Linked DNA regions of Homo sapiens: region 1 is linked to region 2. The links are chromatin loops, found by intact Hi-C in ENCODE. Cell type or tissue: CD4-positive, alpha-beta T cell. All regions are shown on one strand. Links, peaks and the distances in the headings refer to the core of each region. The heading gives the core; the rest is flanking DNA. Region 1 overlaps PIEZO2 (piezo type mechanosensitive ion channel component 2). Region 2 has its middle 55 kb from the start of ANKRD62.

Evidence for each region. Hi-C counts contacts between places; a loop is a spot of excess contacts. Peaks named below come from ENCODE experiments on the same cell type or tissue, not always from the same donor. Only the 100,000 strongest peaks of a DNase experiment are listed, where the experiment ranks them.
Region 1: a loop joins it to region 2, with 15 times the contacts of the local background. A loop is called at or near these places in 3 of 110 quality-filtered maps.

Annotation. Positions count from the first base shown.
Region 1 is chr18:10,850,773-10,853,272 of GRCh38, reverse strand. The region is part of intron 7 of PIEZO2 (piezo type mechanosensitive ion channel component 2); the gene reads left to right. Among named protein-coding and RNA genes, the nearest start is that of MIR6788, 92 kb to the right of the region's middle. In CD4-positive, alpha-beta T cell, for the core only: CTCF peaks have their summits at 1,123 and 1,322 (motif pointing left); no DNase peak of the experiment used is centred there.
Region 2 is chr18:12,034,443-12,042,397 of GRCh38, reverse strand. No RefSeq gene overlaps it. Among named protein-coding and RNA genes, the nearest start is that of ANKRD62, 55 kb to the left of the region's middle. RefSeq lists silencers at 3,232-3,301, 3,682-3,751 and an enhancer at 3,699-4,200. In CD4-positive, alpha-beta T cell, for the core only: CTCF peaks have their summits at 3,052 and 3,256 (motif pointing right); a DNase peak (open chromatin) is centred at 3,287; H3K4me3 peaks cover 681 bases; H3K27me3 peaks cover 644 bases.

The DNA of each region.
Region 1 (2,500 bases), core at 1-2,500, 1.2 Mb after region 2:
TGATTCCGGGGTCTTGGGCCCCTTTTCCCCTGATTCTTCCCTGGGGGTGGGCTGTCTGCATGCACAGTGGCCTGCCAGCCCTTGGGAGGGGCTGCATGTAGTCTGTTTACTGGAGTTGTGCGCATGCTCACTTGAAGTGCTCTTCGCTCACTTGAAGTGCTCTTCCCTCACCGAATGCTCCTACAAGGTCATGTACCAGTTAAACTCCGCCATTTTACCTCTTACTGCACATGCTTGAGCCCACTCACCCAACTCCTGAAGTCTTATCGGGAAACTGTTGATCACCAGTTTTGTTTTTTTTCTGTATATTGGGAGACTGCCTTCCCAAGCCCCCAGCTGCAACCAATTACTATTTTAGAGAAACAGTGTAAAAACCTCCTGACTATCACCTTATGGTCTCCTGACGTTCCCGGTTGGTGGGTGGGGGGTGCCCTCTCCTGCCCCACTCATGCCTGACCACTTACCTCTGTAACAGTAGAAGAGGGTGTGAGTGTTAGGTGAAGACGGTGCCAGAATTCTCTCTGCTGTGCCTCTGGATGGTAATGTAGTGCTTTTTGTCTTCTTGTTGAGAAATGAGGAACCTGCAATTTAAAAGAACATGAATATTATTACCATACCAGCAATACAGGTTTGCATCCTTTCAAGACATCATAATGTGGTTTTAATGTGATCGTAAATTATAAAGACAGAATGTGTGAGAGGGCCCAGTGGCCTTGCTTTGATTGATTTATGTGTAAAATTTGGCCGTGGTAAAACTAGTTGTGGCTGACTGTGTCTATACAGTGCTAACAAAAAGAGAGAGAGAGAGGGCACATGCTATAGAGAGCTATTCAGTCAAATCCTTTAAGACCACTTAAATTCAGTTAAAATAAGTAAAAGTTGGTGCTGGACACAAGCATCCACACCCACACACACACACACCCATCCACACACACACATTCCCACCTTATTCTAAATCCAGTTGGCTCAGTTGATTGTATTAGCCTGGCAACTGGAGAAGTGAAATTCAGTCTAATAAGAAAAGAATTTTGTATAGACACAGTAAAACTGGGGAGCCTCTTTAATAGTGCATATTCACATAATATTTACTCCAGGCAGAAGTGAATAAAAGCTAAATTTCAGTGCAGACATTATTTCTAGACTAAATTAATGCTTTTAGTTTCCTTTAAACGTTTAATTTTTAGTTTGTTGAACACATATAGCAAAAAGTTTTGTACTGCTGAAAGAACTGCCTTTTAGAGGATGACTTAATTGAAAATGTAAATATCCTCTGTAGGGCAGAAGTTTTTTGGTTTTTGGTTTATTCTTTCTACTGGCTTAAGGATCTTTTATGCCATCTAGCGGCTGAGGGTAGAAAATACAAAGAATATTCAGAACCACCTCGAAAATACTAGATCAGGCAAACTTTCTCTGTAAAGCTTAGTAAATAGTTAAGGCTTTGAGAACCATATGCTCTTTGTCACAGTTCTTTCAAGAAGTCATTATAATGTGAAATCAGCTGGGCACCATGTAAAATGATCATGGCTGTATTTCAGTAAAACTACAAATACAAATTTGCATTTCATATTCCTTTTACATTTAATGAAAATTTTTTTAAATTTTTCCCCAACCATTTAAAAATGTAAAAATCATTATTAGCTCATACATGGCACCAAAACAAGCACTGAACTACACTTGGCGCAGGGGCTATAATTTATCATCTTATGGTAAAGATATTAACAGTTCTAATAGTGTAATAACATCATATTTGCTCTTCATTTGAATTGTCATAAAAGTAAAATTATAATTTATTACAGACATTTCGGTACATCATCCCCTTAACAGTTTAAAAGGTCTGTTATTATAATCTCATAGAGTAAGACATTGGAAGTTAAGTTGCTTATCAGGGAATAGAAAATGTGAGCTAAACAATGCAGTATGTAAAGTTCCTTGTTGTAGATTTCCTCCCCATTAACTTGCCGATAACAGGACATTACATTTTATTCCTTTAAAACATGGAAATTAGCATATTTAAACCATAGCTTTATCCTAGGGCATAATTTCAGTGTATTGTTATTAACCCCAAACTCTGAGTTGGAAGAAAACAAACTGCAGACTGGCAAAAAAAAAAAAAAAAAGATAAAAGAAAAAAAGAAAAGAAAAGAAAAAGAGAAAGAAGGAAACAAACATAGAAATAAAGAAAATCACCATGGGTGGGTGTTTATCACAAATTTCATAACCACGGAGACTCCAGCCCTTCTGTCTCACTTCCTGGATAGATAAAGCTGCCCTTAAAACAGTCCAAGCAATTTTTATCTTCTGGTAAAAAAGCTTTCAAATGTGCTCTCTGGTGAGAATTAACCTTATTTTTAGAAATATTGAATTGATATTTTTTGTCACACTGTTATACTAAACACATGTTTTTTGGTCATTTGGAAAAATAAAATAATAAGAAAAAACACTTTAAAATGTAATCCTTATTCCCAGAAATAAATACTATTGCTTTTTAGCCAAATTTTTT
Region 2 (7,955 bases), core at 2,067-4,566:
AGTGCTGGGTGCACAGAAGGAGCAGTGCATTATGTTGGGGTGGGGACTCTCAACATAGCTGCAGTGAGTTTTGATCACCACTATATTGTTGCCTGAGTGACACAGCGAGACTCATCTCAAAAGAAAAAAAAAAACACAAAGATCGCCTCAACCTCCCAAGTCTCAATCTTCCCATCTCAGCCTCCTGAGTAGCTGGAACTGCAGGCACATGCCACCACACCTGGCTAGATTTTCTATTTTTTTGTAGATATGGGGTCTCGCTATGTTGCCCAGGCTGGTCTCAAACTACTGGGCTCAAGCAATCCTCCTGCCTCAGCCTCCCAAAGTGCTGGGATTATAGGTATGAGCCATCATGCCTGTCTTGATTATCTTTGATAAAAATGGAGGTGATTCTAGAGAGAAATTTTGTTTCAGTGGAAAACTACAACCCATCCTGGTGGGTTATCAAATACTTGTCATGTTTACTGTCTTTGAGTTATTTTCACCTCTTTGTAAACTGGATCTGGCCGTCTTGTGCATGTTGTCAGTAATGAGTGTTTCCAGTATTCTCCCCTGTCCTAATTTGGCATCACTGAGAACTAAAACTGCCCTTTTCCAGAAACCCTGAAACCTGAAGCTGAATCACTCAGTGTAACTTTAACAGAATCATCACCACAGCAGTTTGGGTGACTCAGAAAGTTCACCAGAGCACAATCCTCCAAGCGCCAGGAAATAACAGGACTGCGATGCTGTAACTGCCATCCTCATTCCGCTATGTAAGGATCCTTGGAGACCAATATCTAGAAATCTGAACTAATGGCCCTCTGAACTTAGAAACAGGATCTATAGTCAGCACCGATGGTTAATCTTTGTATTTCTTTTGTATCCATAGAAATGCCCTCATTCAATGCCTGATTGCTTGCACACATAAAGACCCACCTTTGGGGGTGCCCCACCCCCACCTGCACCACCACCTCCTGAAATGAGACACAGCTGTTTAACTGGACTGAGATATTCCCAGGGCAGAGAGACTGGTTTAATGGGAACAATCAAATAACTTCGCTTCTGGAATGTGACACATCATAGAGAAGTTTCAGACAGGGAAATGAAGGGCCTAAATGATGCCACTCCACAATATGCCATTGTGGCATAAGGATTATTTTGAGCTGAAGGTAATGGAGGATCCACAGGTGCTGAAAGAGTTCTCTGTCTTCTCCTTTTCTGCCTGAAATCAGATCATAAATGCCTTCTTGTGAAGGTGGCATAAAGTACCCTGTGAAGGTGTCCCCCTCGCCCCCACCAAGAATAGAGTGGCTCTTATCACCGGAGTTAGCACCAAGATGAGTCCACATAAACAAGCCTTTCTGAAATAGCCTTGTCTTCCATCACCTTCCCCAAATACTCCCCAGTCACTTCCCAGTGCCTTGTCCTCCCTCAAGGTCAAATCCTCTTTTCTTTGTTAAAGTTATCAGCCCCTGAGTCTCGCTGCTTCTTTGAGTTCCACTTCTTTTCTGTGAATTCCTATGCACATAAACATTAACAAAAATTGTATACTTTTTCTCTTATTAATCTTTATTTTCAGTGTAATTTGCAGGTCCCCATTAACTGAACCTAAGAGGGTGGAGGAAACATTTTTCCTCACCAGCAATATATCTCTCACTTAATCCTTAACCTATGAATAGGTACCATGATTATCTTTATTTCACTGATGATGCCACTGAGGCACAGATAATGTAAAAATCCTGTCCAAGGTCTCTCTCATAGCTAGTAACTGATGTAGTTGGGACATATTAAATAAATGATGATTGGCATGTTCAGTCGAGTTAAATAAGATTTTTCTGAGTGTTCTGGGAAGATTTTGAAAATAAAGCCATGGCTCCGTTCTTCAAATATTTATTTAATTGGCAATACTTGTTACCAACACAAAATTGCACACGTCAGTGTCCGGAAGCATAACTCAGATTCCATCTTATACTTAGCCAAACCTGATTAAATGGTTTCCCAAAGTTACTGTTGTAGCCATACAAAGACAAAAACAACCTCTTGTCAAATCAGAAGAGCCACAGAAAACAAGAGAGTACCTCAAAGTCAACCAGTGACTGCTGAAAAACATCTATCCAGAAAAAAAAAAAAGAAAAAAAAAAACAGGCATGGCTTTGGGAAGAAGACATGAATTTGAGATCTAGCATGAGGAAGTATGGAGAGGGAAACTGGTCTAAAATACTGTTACATTATAAATTCACCACTGGCCAAGTGTCATGTGAAAAGACAGATGAAGGACTATGAAGAAATTAAAACTGATTTGCTCAGACAGTGAAGACTGAATGTGTTTGTAAAAGCTTCATACATGGACAGTTAAATATGTTGATCACTGCATTTTGTTTGTAACTTGCTGGTCATTGATGTTTCTTAAAACTGTTGTTTAAGGCATTACAGGTATTTTTCTGCAACAGTCAATATGAGGATTTGTACTACAAGAGATAAAATATATGCTATCATTGTTTTTTGTGTGTTTGTTTTTTGAGATGGAGTTTTGCTCTTGTCACCCAGGCTGGAGTCCAATGGCGCAATCTCAGCTCCTGCAGCCTTGGCCTCCTGGGTTCAAGAGGCTCTCCTGACTCATGCTCCTGAGTAGCTGGGACTACAGGCGTCTGCCACCACACCTGGCTAATTTTTGTATTTGCAGTAGAGATGGGGTTTCACTATGTTGGCCAGCCTGGTCTTGAACTCCTGACCTCAGGTGATTCGCCTGCCTCGGCCTCCCAAAGTGTTGGGATTACAAGTGTGAGCCAACGTGCCGGCCTATCAATGTATTCTTTAAGCATCTTTTTATTTTGATAAAATGTAAATTTGTTTAACCCTGCTGCATGCAATAACTCAGCCCCCAAATCCTGTTTCAATTTAAAAAACAAAAACAACACCCTCTTGTCAAAAACTTGATTAAACTCTGGGTGAACTAGTTTTCTCACTTTTTTTCTCATCAGGCTTAAATTTTTATTGCATATCCTTACTTTAGCCATGGACTGAGTTGGTATTTTTTGGTTATGCACTCACAGCACGGCACAACGCATGGAATAACGGCATGTGTTCCGTCACAGTCCCCGCTGTCCTGTGCCCCTGCCATTCGCGGATACAGCCGAGCCCCACGGTTAAGCTCCTCCCGACCCAGGGACAAATGGCCTCGCCCAAGGGCGCAGGACGAGTCCCAAGCCCAAGCCATTCTGCAGGGCCCTGACCAGAGGGCGTCTGCGGCCTCGCGTGCTGCGCAGTTCTTCCGCTCGGACAGCAGGGGGCGCGCTGCCCTTGGCAAAGAAAGCCTCCGCGCCCAGCGACCAGCACCCAGCGCCCGCCTATACCGCCGCGCGGGCCGGTACCGGGTCAGGGCGGCGCGGAGCGTGGGTTGCAGAGACAACCCCAAGTGGTGGCTGGTCCCGGCGAGTCTGTTCCCGTTGTGCTGTCGCCTCGCAGCCCAGGGCTCCCTGAGAGTGAGGAGAAAGCTCAGGCTCCCAGGGCGGGCCCGCTTGGTCCCGGGAACTCGGGAGTCACCGCCGTCAGTGTGACCGGGTCCGAGAGCGCGGGTCGTTGGAGCGCAGTGTGGCCGCCGCGTGGGGACGTCTTGGGGGAGGTGATGGCGACGCTGGGGGCCGACCCGGGGCACCGCGTGGTCCCAGACAGCTGCGCCCATCAGGGCAGACGGGCGCCCCAGCCCCTCAGTCCAGCCCGGGCCCATCCTGCTCCGGGCTGCGGGGACTGGGGGCGGGCCGCCCGGGGGCGGCCTGGGGCCTTGGAGATGTGACCCAGGTGACACGGACTCTGGGACCACCTGCCTCTCACACCGGGGTGCCCGAGTGCCCTCATGATTTGAAGAAGAGGGAGACAGAGTCGGAGCCCAAAGCATCTAAAGGCCGCGCTGGCAGCACGCACCCACCGGGAGGAGATGACGAAGCCGCCCTCGCGTCTGAAAGCGCCTTCCTTCTACGCGTGCAGGGACGCGCCTGGCAGCGGCCCACCCTGAGGCTGCAGGACAGGAACCGGTCCCCCGGATTCCTCTTCCTCAGGAGCCCTTACAGAGTCCACACAGCCGGCTGCGAGGGAGGACAGAGCCCACTCACATCTCCACGTGTGGAGGCCGCCTGGCCTGGAAGCTCATTCCCTGCAGAAACCAGTCTCTCCAGGAGCCCCAGGGTGCCCCTAGCAGGAATCACCACACCCATAGCATAGCTCTCTTCCATTACTTAGTGATGGCGCCTCCCAAATCAGCTTCCCCCTGCCAGCCAGGAGCTGTTTTCGCCATAGGCACTATTGCCTAGTAGGCAGCTGGGACATTCCACCTTCGCCTTCTGCCAGGAGAACAGGTAGAAGGCCAACTGCATTTAGTTCAAATAATGCAAAAAGGGAAACATTGTTAAACTTTTGCATACGAATATTGATTTTATTAAAATCTGGAGATATCTTTTTTGAGACGGAGTTTCACTCTTGTTGCCCAGGCTGGAGTGCAGTGGTGTGATCTCGACTCACTGCAACCTGCGCCTCCCAGGTTCAAGCGATTCTCCTGCCTCAGCCTCCCAAGCAGTTGGTATTACACGCGTGGGCCACCATGCCCGGCTAATATTTTTGCATTTTTAGTAGAGACGGGGCTTCACCATGTTGGTCAGGCTGGTCTCAAACTCCTGACCTCAGGTGATCCACCTGCCTTGGCCTCCCAAAGTGCTGGGATTACAAGCATGAGCCACCTCACCCGGCCTAAAATCTGGAGATATCAAACCTAAATATATATTCCCTTCTTTTACAAAGTGAAAAAAAAAAACACAAAAACTAACTCTATAGAATGTGAAAACAGAGACATATCTTAATAGTAACACATGTTAAGTGCTTTGATTCAATTCCTGTTGTTGAAACCCAAAAGCAAAAAAACCCCAAAACCTTTGAGAAAGCTGCTGGTACCAAAATGGAGTCACTTACATTAAACTCCAGCAAAATGGAGTGGTGGGAGGCCATCAAGAAGCCCTCACGCCCACATGCCTGAAACAGGACTTATCCCAAGACTTTCCTGCACCCAGACCAGCATCACGACTTAGTGCAAGGACTTCTTGAGGCCGCAGTATTCCAGATCTGCCACCAGCACGCAACACTGACCTGGCAACAGCCGCCTCCCCCAATCAACAGAGCCAACTCCTGCAGTGAGCTTCTGTCACCTACGAGCCTTGTTTCAAAGCCGCTCATGTGTACATCTGTTTGTCTTTAAAAGATTCCTCTTTGGCTAGGTGCAGTGGCTCATGCCTGTAATCCCAGCACTTTGGGAGGCCAAGGCAGGCAGATCGCTTGAGGTCAGGAGTTCGAAACCAGCCTGACCAACGTGGCGAAACCCCATCTCTACTAAAAATACAAAAATTAGCCGGGTATGGTGGCGAGTGCCTGCAATCCCAGCTACTCGGGAGGCCGAGGCAGAAGACCCACTTTAACCCAGAAGGCAGAGGTTGTATTGAGCCAAGAGCAGAGCGAGACTCCATCTCAAAAAAAAATAAAAATAAAAATTTATCTTTGCCACGACATCCCTGGATATGCCCTGATCCATCATTATAGCACACACATCCTGAACTATAATCCCTTGCCTAGTCCCAAGTGAGCCCATTTGTTCTGGGTCCTATCTGAGCTTCTTTTTAGCCTGACACCTGCACAACTGCTGCGTGTGGTGACTCACAGTTACTAATATCTCAGTGAAACTCTTCTCCAAGCCAAGGGGCCCAACAGACTTGGCCCTCCGTGCACAGGCAGGCCTGATGCATGGGAGTGGCTGGGAGCCACCACCCTGTCAAAGGCGGAGACCTTGGAACCACCTGATGGCATTCCAGACTTATAGGTGGATAATTAATGACTTCACAGCATGGAAACTTCCAGTTGGCAGCAGTTGCAGGCCATTCTGACCCTTACTGAGATGGTTTTTGGGGAACGTGGTCCAGATGGTGGATGTGACACTCTCAGCCGGCACAGGTATGAGGACTGAGGCCATCCTCGGGCAGGGGCAGGAAATGGAGGATTGCCAGCTGTCTGGATCTGGGCAAGGGCTATGAGGTGGCACACCATCCAACCTGAGCAACTCTTGGCCCTACACGCCAGCTCCTTCCCCCAAGGTTGGCAGGGGATTCCCTGTCCAATGCCGTGACTTTTCTAGTGTTGGACGCACCAGACATGCCTGCAATCTACCACAAAACTAGTGACTGGTGAGACCTGGAGGTCAGAAGGTTGGAACAGGTGATTGCTAAGGGACATCCCCTTCTGAGATTCCATTATTCAGTCCGAGAAGCCCACAGGAGACACTGTCAAAACCCTCCAAATTACTTTCTGCATAGACATATCAGATCATTCTACTGGAGGGCAACCCTATAGCATGACTGACAACCATGACATTCTCACCGAATAGAGATACACCTGCCACCTGAGGGCTTCCTCTCCTCTCACTTGATGATGGTTAGAACCAGCTCTCCAGTAGAAGGACTGACACACGCAGTATCACAAGTATCCTCCCCGTGTTTCCAGCACAAAGTTTGGACTGCTCCACATGGTGCCCAAGGCCCCGAGTTGGCCTATGTGTTTAAGCATCACCTCCCCAACCCTCCAAGCAACAAGATGCCTCCTGCAGCCAAGCAGAACCACGTGTTTATCCCACTGCAGCCCTAGCCATTTCTCTCTGCCTCTACCTGAACATCCTGCTCCAGATCCTTTTCCCCACCCCCCTCACATCTCCAGCTGGCCTGCTCGGTGCTGTCACGCGGGCACTGTGAGCCTGCAGAGTCCAGGGGGTTCCTGGAGGTCAGGGCTCCTGTTTACCTATGCATCTGGTAAGACGGGACATGTGACTAGTGACAAACTGAAACCTCTGCTCCTTGTGAGATGCCACACTCTGGGAAGTTGTGTGGCTACTTCTTGCATAGGAACTTGGGCACTGGAGTCACCCCTTAGGATCTTCCCATTCCCAGAGGCCAGCGGTGTTGTTCCCCTCTTCTTCCAACTTCAGGTTCAGATTTTGGCCTCTCCATTCCAGTTTAGTGATGGTGGCCCTGCCCCACGGGCTCTGCACTCCTGGCTTTGAAGCTGCAGTTCCAGATCCTTTGCAATAGCCCCTTGCTTTTGTCCCCTACGTCTTCATCTTCCATCTGCGTCACCCATCCCACACTCACTGCTTTTGTGGGGTTTTTTGTTGTTTTTTTCTGAGACAGGGTCTCACTCTATCACCCAGGCTGGAGGGCAGTGATGCAATCTTGGTTCAGTGCAACCCCTGCCTCCTGGGTTCAAACGAGTCTCCCACCTCAGCCATGTAACTAGCTGGGATTACAGGTGCACGACACCATGCCTGGCTAGTTTTTGTATTTTTAGTAGAGACAGGGTTTCACCATGTTGGCCAGGCTGGTCTTGAACTCCAGACCTGAGGTGATCTGCTCGCCTCAGCCTCCCAATATGCTGAGATTACAGGTGCTTTTGTTTTAGATCTGCTGTGGGCTGTAGCTGACTGCAGTGACTAAATGGTAGAGAGGCCTGCCCAGGCGACCCCCAGGATGCGACATGGCTTGTGGTGTTTGGGGCATCCAGTCCTGGCACTCGGTGATGCCATCTACATGGACTTCTCATCTTCATCTTCCTCTACAGGGGCCTCTACAAGTGACTAGCTTCACTCCACCCTGAAGCCTTCACTCACACAAAGAGGAAGCAATTTGTGGGGCTGAAACTGGGAAAGGAAGTCCAGGGCAGAGAAAGAGGCAAGAAGCAGTTGGGGTGAGAAGCCCTTGACTCTGGGTCCTCTGTCCTGGCTCCTGCAGTCTTTCTGCTCTTCTTGTCCATCTGTTTGATGTGGTCACGTGCATGCACTATTTCATTTGATCCACACAGTCCTGGGAGGAGTGCAGTTTAATTCATTTTACAGAGGGGCACAGAGAGGCTAGGCCAGTACCTCAAGTTTACCCGGCTGCTGAGTGGCCCCC